Regions from separate parts of the Homo sapiens genome. Here region 2 is linked to region 1. A link is a contact called in ENCODE Hi-C or POLR2A ChIA-PET data. All regions are on one chromosome and are shown on one strand. The core of a region is the stretch at or near the end of the contact, and the rest is flanking DNA. Distances in the headings are between cores, read along the strand shown.

Region 1 (3,703 bases), core at 673-3,172:
TTGAAATTTGTAGTTAATAGTAGGAAATACATTTATTTTTATTACTTATGCACAGTTTTCTTACCATTTTTAAAAGTAAATTGTAGATATAAGTGAATACTTCTATATATGCTTTAGTTATAAAATTTAAGGAACTGCTATTTGATTATCTTCATATCACCTGGAATAAGCCATGAGCATTACTGATTTTTACAGATAAAATATCTTTTGTTTTGTGAAGGATTTTTCTGTATTTCCCAATTAACTGTTTCTATATATACAATAAAAATTATCTTCTCACCATTCAGTGTGTCTGTTTTAAGGTTAATATTGTACCAAATATGGACTAATCCTCATTTCTAAAGCTTATGTAACCACATAGTGTTTTATGTCCAATAAAATGTTATTTATGTACTCGGTTTACAACATATCTAATTTTTCATAGAGGAAATGGACATTTTGGCAACGTTTAATGGTGACAAAATGAAACAGAATCTTTTTTTTTAGAAAAATAAAATATGTACTTTCTACCTTTTGGATATGAATTTTCACTTGTTTTCTACTGACAGTTACTTCTCAAATAGTGTACATTACAAATAAAGTTATCATAATTAGTGGGAAAGAATATTGATCAAAATATTTTATATTCCATCTTTACCTCTGTTCAAAAACTTCACGTAAAATTGTATATGTACATTTCAAAATGTAAAAGTAATGTTTGTAAGGATCTTCACAATTATCAAAGCATTAAATGTACCATTTATTTTTTATTTACTGAATAAAAGGGAAGTTTATTAAATGGTACAAATATCACATTTTCTCTGTTTTGATACTTGTTTGTTACAGTTTATAGTTTATGCTATCTGAATCCAGGATTTTTTTTTTTTTTTTAATAGAGATGGGGTCTCCTTATGTTTCCTGGGTTGGTTTCCAACTCCTGGCCTCAAGTGATCCTCCTGAATAGTTGGTATTATCGGCATGCATCACACCAACTGGCCCTTTTTAAATTATTGTTATTATTTTAATTTTATTTTTTAAACTAAAAAAATTTTTTTGAACTAAAAGTAGATCTGCCATTTGATCCAGCAATCCCACTAGTAGGTGGGAAAAGAAGTCATTATATGAAAAAGATACTTGCACATGCATGTTTATAGCAGCACAATTTGCAATTGCAAAAAATATGGAACCAACCCAAATGCCCATCAATCAACAAGTGGATTAAGAAAATGGAATACTACTCAGCCATAAAAAGGAACGAAATAATGGCATTCGCAGCAGCCTGGATGGAATTGGAGACTATTATTCTAAGTGAAGTAACTCAGGAATGGAAAACCAAACACCGTATGTTCTCACTTATAAGTGGGAGCTAAGCAATGAGGACACAAAGGCATAAGAATGATATAATGGACTTTGGGGACTTGGAGGAAAGGGTGGGATGGGGTGGGAGGGATAAAAGACTACACAATGGGTACAGTGCACACTGCTTGGATGACGGGTGCATCAAAATCTCAGAAATCACCACTAAAGAACTTATTAATGTAACCAACCACCACCTATTCCCCAAAAACCTACTGAAATTTGTAAAAGAATCAAATACAATACAATAAAATATGTAAAATTAAAAAAATTTTTAAATAGGGATGGGGTCTCACTATGTTGCCCAGGCTGGTCTCAAACTCCTGGTCTCAAGCGATCCTCCAACCTCAGCCTCCCGAAGTGCTGGGATTACAGGCGTGAGCCACCATGGCCGGCCAGATGCTGACTGGAGTTTAAATTCAGGATTTCTTTTATGATCATTGTTTATTATTAATGTTAGGAGTAAATTTTTTTTTCAAAAAAGTCTTATTTAAATCGATGGCACAACTTACAATTAATGGCATTTTAGAATTGGCATCATATGGCATGATTTATATTTTGTCAGCAGCAAGCCTTGATTTCATCCACCTGGAGTAGAAAATGAAATACTATTAAATTTTAATGTCCAGCTTTCCATGGTTCTTCTCCCCAGGCTGTGATCCCTTGAACTCTCCCTCATCCTCCACTTTCTCACGATTCTCGTTCGGTATTTCTGGGAGTCCTGGACGGCGTGCCTTACACCAGGTTTATAACCCGCTCCTCCCCTGGAGGTACCTGCTGCTAGCTCTCCCGCTCTGTTCCTGGCCACGCCCACTGCACTTCCGGTGGCCTGAAGGAGGATCACATGAGACATCCCGGGGTCTGGCTGCATGCAGTCCCCAGAGGCTGTCCCCTCAGCACTGTTTAGTAGTCGGGTTCTCGGCGACTTCAGTCTAGTCCCCAAGGCTTGCTCTCCTTCGTCCAGGAGCAGCTCTGCTCAAAGCCAAAGGGTCTCCAGGTGTCTCAGGGAAGCTTCTGTCACAAACTTACTGCAACCTTTGCTTTCCAGCCTTCCACACACACACAAGTCTCCATGGAATCACAGGGCAGTTGCAACTCCCCTTTCAACAGGAAAACTGCAACAGCCTCCCTTCTACCCAAAAGGCATCACGTCATTTAAAAGAAGGATGAGGCAGGGCAGTCAGTAATAACAATGGCAACCACAATAGGTGTCACTCCATTTTGATGTTAGGAAACTCAACAGAGAAAATCAGAGAGGTTGAATGAGTTGCTCAAGGTCACAGACCTAAGAAAACCATGCTCAGGATTTGAACCAAGGACTGCCTCTCTCCAAACACACCTATGCCATCTCCCATAAAAGGACTGGATTTTTTTCTGTCCCATGGCTGTTTTTACCTCTTGCTGAGCCTATCAGCTGAGGTACGTAGGGTAAGGTGTGGGGAAGCACAAACTCCTCCATGTGCAATGGGTTGAAACACCTATTCCACATTACTGCTGTTGTTGCAGCAGGGATAAAGGGGGGGGTCGTGACCTACCAAAAGGCCCCTGAATTTATTTTTCAGCTTTTAGCTTATATTTTTGTTTCTATTGTACCATTTGATGCATGCACTTAAGTGCCTTTAAAAAGGAAACTCCAAACAGCTGAGAAAGAAACGTTATAAAATTGATGACATCTTTTTTTTTTTTTTTTTTTTTTTTTTTGAGACAGAGTCTTGCTCTGTCGCCCAGGCTGGAGTGCAGTGGCATGGTCTTGGGCCACTGCAATCTCCCTCTCCTGGCCTCAAGCAATTCTCCTGCCTCAGCCTCCTGAGTAGCTGGGACTACAGCCACCTGCCACCACACCCAGCTAAGTTTTGTATTTTTAGTAGAGACGGGGTTTCACCATGTTGGCCAGGCTGGTCTCAAACTCCTGAACTCAGGTAATCTGCCCGCCTCAGCCTCCCAAAGTGCTGGGATTACAGGCATGAGCCACCGCACCCGGCTTGATGACATCTTTTATGAAATCCTTTTTATGTTTTCAAGTGAATTTGGGTATTTTGTTTTATGTTTTCAAGTGAATTTGGTCAGTTTTCTCCCTTGAAAGAACCAATGCAATGCAATTTATTCATTCAGACTTTCTTTTCCTTTCTCTTTCCCTCCCTTCCTTCTCTCTGTCTTTCCCCCATTTATCATCTAGGAGACACCTGCATTACAGTGTTTGAAGCAGTTCTAAGCATTATGGGATACAGAGATGAATATAACTGATACCTGTCCTAGGATATTACACTGTAAAGAACTGGATCTTTAGAGCAGAAGGCAAATACAGAAAAATTCTAATACCAATTATAAAAGGATAAATACTTAAGCAAATCTGATAAGTGTGATGTTT
Region 2 (3,703 bases), core at 897-3,396, 43 kb after region 1:
GTTTAAGCCACTGTTTTTGAGTTTCTGTTATTTGTAGCTAAACATATTCCTAAATGCTATAGTATGTCACTACCTTTTTTTTCTCATTTATTTAAATTTATTTATTTATAGACAGGGTCTCACTTTGTTGCCCAGGCTAGATTGCAGTGCACAGTCATAGCTCACTGTAGCCTCGACCTGCTGGGCTCAAGGGATCCTCCTGCCTCTGCCTCCCAAGTAGCTGGGACTACAGGAGCATGCCACCACACCCACCCAGCTAATTTTTTAAATTTTCAGTAGTGTTCCAAACTTGTGTGAGAGTGTAACCACCCAATAGTTTCTTCCTGCCCACTGCACAGACAAAATCAATCCACCAAGGCCAAGTCATTGCAATAAAATTTAATTGACACGAGGCCAGCCATGCCACGTGGGAGATGGAGTTATTACTCAAATCAATCTCCCTGAAAATTTGGAGGCTAGAGTTTTTCAAGGGTGGTTTGGGGAGCCAGGGAGTCTGCTTCTGGGTAGGGCCACAGGACTGGCTAGTGGGGTTTGGCAGGCCTGGGTGGAGACGTTGGTTCATTGGTCGTCAGAAATGCAGAAACCTGAAAAGACATCTCAAAAGGCCAATCTTAGGTTCTATAATAGTGATGTTATCGGCGGGAGTAATTAGGGGAGTTGCAATTTTTGAGACCTCCAGACTAATGGCTGGTAATCGTTTAAGTCTACACCTTAGCAGAATTCAGGCTCCTCTCATCCTAATAACCTGGTGGATGGATTAGCTTTCCTTAGCTTTACAAAGTGGTATAATTTTGGGGAAGCACTATTACCATTTAAACTCTAAACTAAATGTCTCCCAAAGTTATCTTGGCATAAGCCCAGGAATAATTAAGGCCAGTTTGGAGGTTAAAGGCTAGATGGGGGTTGGTTAGTTCAGATCTCATTCACTGTAATAATTTCCTGATTGTTATAATTTTTGCAAAAGTGATCTCAAGAGAAGAAAACTATGTATATGCATATGCATTTTTGTGTATATGAGTAAATATTTCTGTAGAGATGAACAAAAAGGTGATACCTAGCCTGGGCAGCAAAGTGAGACTCTGTCCAAATAAAAAAGTTAAAAATTAGCTGGTTGTGGTAGTGTGTACCTGCAGTCCCTGCTACTCAGGAGGCTGAGGCAATAGGATGGCTTGAGCCCAGGAGTGTGAGGCTGCAGTGAGCTATGATTGCACCGCTGCACTCCAGCCTGGGCAACAGGGAGAAACCCCATCTAAAAAAAAAAAAAGAAAGGTAGTATCATTGGTTGCCTTTGGGTAGAGAAAACAGGTGGCTGAGGATCAGAGCCAGGAGTGAGGCATGGCTTTTGTACATTTTAAATGTATTTTTAAAAATTAAATATATGTATCTTACTGTATGATTTAAATTATATACATTTCAAGAACAGACAAAATGAATTACGGTGATTGAGGTCAGAATACTATTAACTCTATGGGGAGATATTTACTGGAAAGTGGCATGAGGCGGTCTTCTCCAGCTAAGAGATCAGAGATATCCTCTATCTTGAATTAGATGGTGGTAACATAGGTACATGTATATGGAAAAAAAACATCAACTCCATACTACTATTTGTGCACTTGATGTACCTCAGTACAGTTTTAGAGCATATACTTTGAATAATAAGAAAGAAAATTAAGATAATTATTAATATTCTGTGGGCTTCTTGTTCACTATCATCTTAGTTCAAATTTCAACAATTTCCCTAATTTAAAGTTTTTTTAAAAGAGTTTTCATGTGAGAATGTGTATGTATACATATGAATGTCAATGCAGAGGAGATTTGTGGCCAATCTGTGGGTTATTTCCTATATAAAATAACCCTTCATTGACCTCACTTCATTGTCCAGTTATCACCCCAGTTTTTTACAGTCACGCTTTTTCAGCACTGCTGTGTGTAGGTGGGTATATGTGCCTAAACTCAGGACTAGTATACACCCAGGTATGAATAGATCAAGTCACATACTTAAGGATTTGATGTTGGAGTTTGCTTCTATAGCAAATGAATTTCTAAATATTAGCTCAGTGCAGCTTTGATGAGTGCACGATGAATCAGCAAAAGCTTAAATAAGGGAGTGTGCACCAATGACAAATTCCCTTTGCAAGGGAACTTTGATCTCTACTGGATGACTACCTGCTTCTGCTGTGCACTCGCTCTCTCCCTCTTTGCTTCTAGCATAACAAATACGTTCCCCTGCATTGAACGTGTTTTCCTAACAACAGTGGCGAGATGTGACAAGGAAACTTGTTTGGAGCAACGTCTGAGTCACAATAGAATTAGTATCAGGTACAAATGACCACAAAGTACAGGTGCTGAGTCACAGTGATTTGGGATTCTCTAGTAAAAAGGACATGTGGAGAACTTAACTTTTATTTCCTCTCTTTTGCTGGTGTAAGTTTGGAGGTATCGTCACACAATCACCTTTCATTCACTAACGCTCACATTTTAGGTGCTTTTCCTTCTTACATAATAAAATAGCAAAGCACATAGGCCTGGGGTCCCTGGGGAAAGCCAAGTCTGCCTGGCTGCCTTGAGAACTCTGGACTGGATTTGACATGGAGGAGTTGGGGATTGTTGCTCAGGGATCAGAACAGTGAAACTCAGGTTAATGAGTAAAGAGTGAGAATATGTGTTTGTATGTTTCTTAATCCCATCTACTAGGTGATTACAAAACTCATTCAAAGTTGAACACAGTAGAGGTATTTCAAGTTGCTTTAGAGAGAGAATTACACACACACAAAAAATCTTTAGGAGCCAGACAACCACTGTGGACACCAATAAGAGAGCTCCAACATTGGTGAGGTATAGACCCGTCAAAGTTGTTGGTAATAACAGCAAGGTCCATCTGGCAAGATTGGTCACCTGTGGTGGAAGTGGTGGTGACAGCAGGGATGCAACTGCAGCAATCAATGATGATGATCTCACTAGGGTGGGGAGGTGTTAAAGGCATCTTCACAGCAGCACAGTGCCCAGAATGCCAAAGAGCAGCAGGATGGATCCAGCATCCTCTCCTGATAAAAGAGGGCTAGAAGACGGGAGGCTCCGGGAAGTCTACTGGGTGAGTATTAGTCCACTCTCACATTGCTATCAAGAAATACCTGATACTGGGTAATTTATAGAGAAAAAAGGTTTAATTGACTCACGGTTCTGCAAGCTGTCCAGGAAGCATAGCGGCTTCTGACTCTGGGGTGGCCTCAGGAAGCTTCCAATCATGGAAGAAGGCAAAGTAGGGGCAGGTATCTCACATGGCAGTAGCAGGAGGAAGAGAGCGAGGGGGAGGTGCCACACACTCTTTAACTACCAGATCTGACAGATAACTCATTGTTCCAAGGGCAGGACAAAGGGGATGCTGCTAAACCATTCATGAGAAATCTGCCCGCATGATCCAATCACCTCCCACCAGGCTCCACCTCCAACACCGGATATTACAATTCAACACAAAATTTGGACAGGAACACAGATCCAAACTATATCAGGGTGGAGCCCTACATCTAATGTTTCTTGCCCTTGCTCTTGGTAGCTAGTGTCTCATTGGACTCTAGTGTCTGCTTGTTCTATTGGATCAGGAGCTCCTTGAGGGGAGGAGCCATATTAAATTCATCTCTGTACCCCTAGTGTTTAGCAGTGTTTTATTGAGTTAGTAAATAAATCCATCTCTATTCTTTATCAA

What was found. A loop is a pair of places that touch in the nucleus more often than their neighbours do. ChIA-PET counts read pairs that join two places held with the same protein, here RNA polymerase II (POLR2A). Pooled maps may share reads with other maps.
Region 2: a loop to region 1 is called in a map with no recorded cell type, with 2.4 times the contacts of the local background. The contact joins the enhancer-like site here to the promoter of KILH in region 1. A Hi-C loop is called at or near these places in 3 of 168 maps with a recorded cell type or tissue (Right ventricle myocardium inferior, heart left ventricle and mammary epithelial cell), 3 of 37 single-sample maps with no recorded cell type and 7 of 50 pooled maps. POLR2A ChIA-PET finds 5 or more read pairs at or near these places in 7 of 52 experiments (HepG2, MCF 10A, OCI-LY7 and 4 more).

Annotation. Positions count from the first base shown.
Region 1 is chr6:53,571,353-53,575,055 of GRCh38, forward strand. KILH (KRT19 interacting long noncoding RNA in hepatocellular carcinoma) reads right to left here and starts at 1,923. Exons shown (of 4, transcript NR_110840.1): 1 at 1,848-1,923. RefSeq lists an enhancer at 1,682-2,182.
Region 2 is chr6:53,613,710-53,617,412 of GRCh38, forward strand. No RefSeq gene overlaps it. Among named protein-coding and RNA genes, the nearest start is that of LINC01564, 13 kb to the right of the region's middle. RefSeq lists an enhancer at 1,702-2,901. Within about 2 kb of position 2,147, at least 8 of the 41 ENCODE cell types and tissues checked have a DNase peak (open chromatin) inside an H3K27ac peak, as active enhancers do; they include PC-9 and mammary epithelial cell, where a contact is called at or near this core.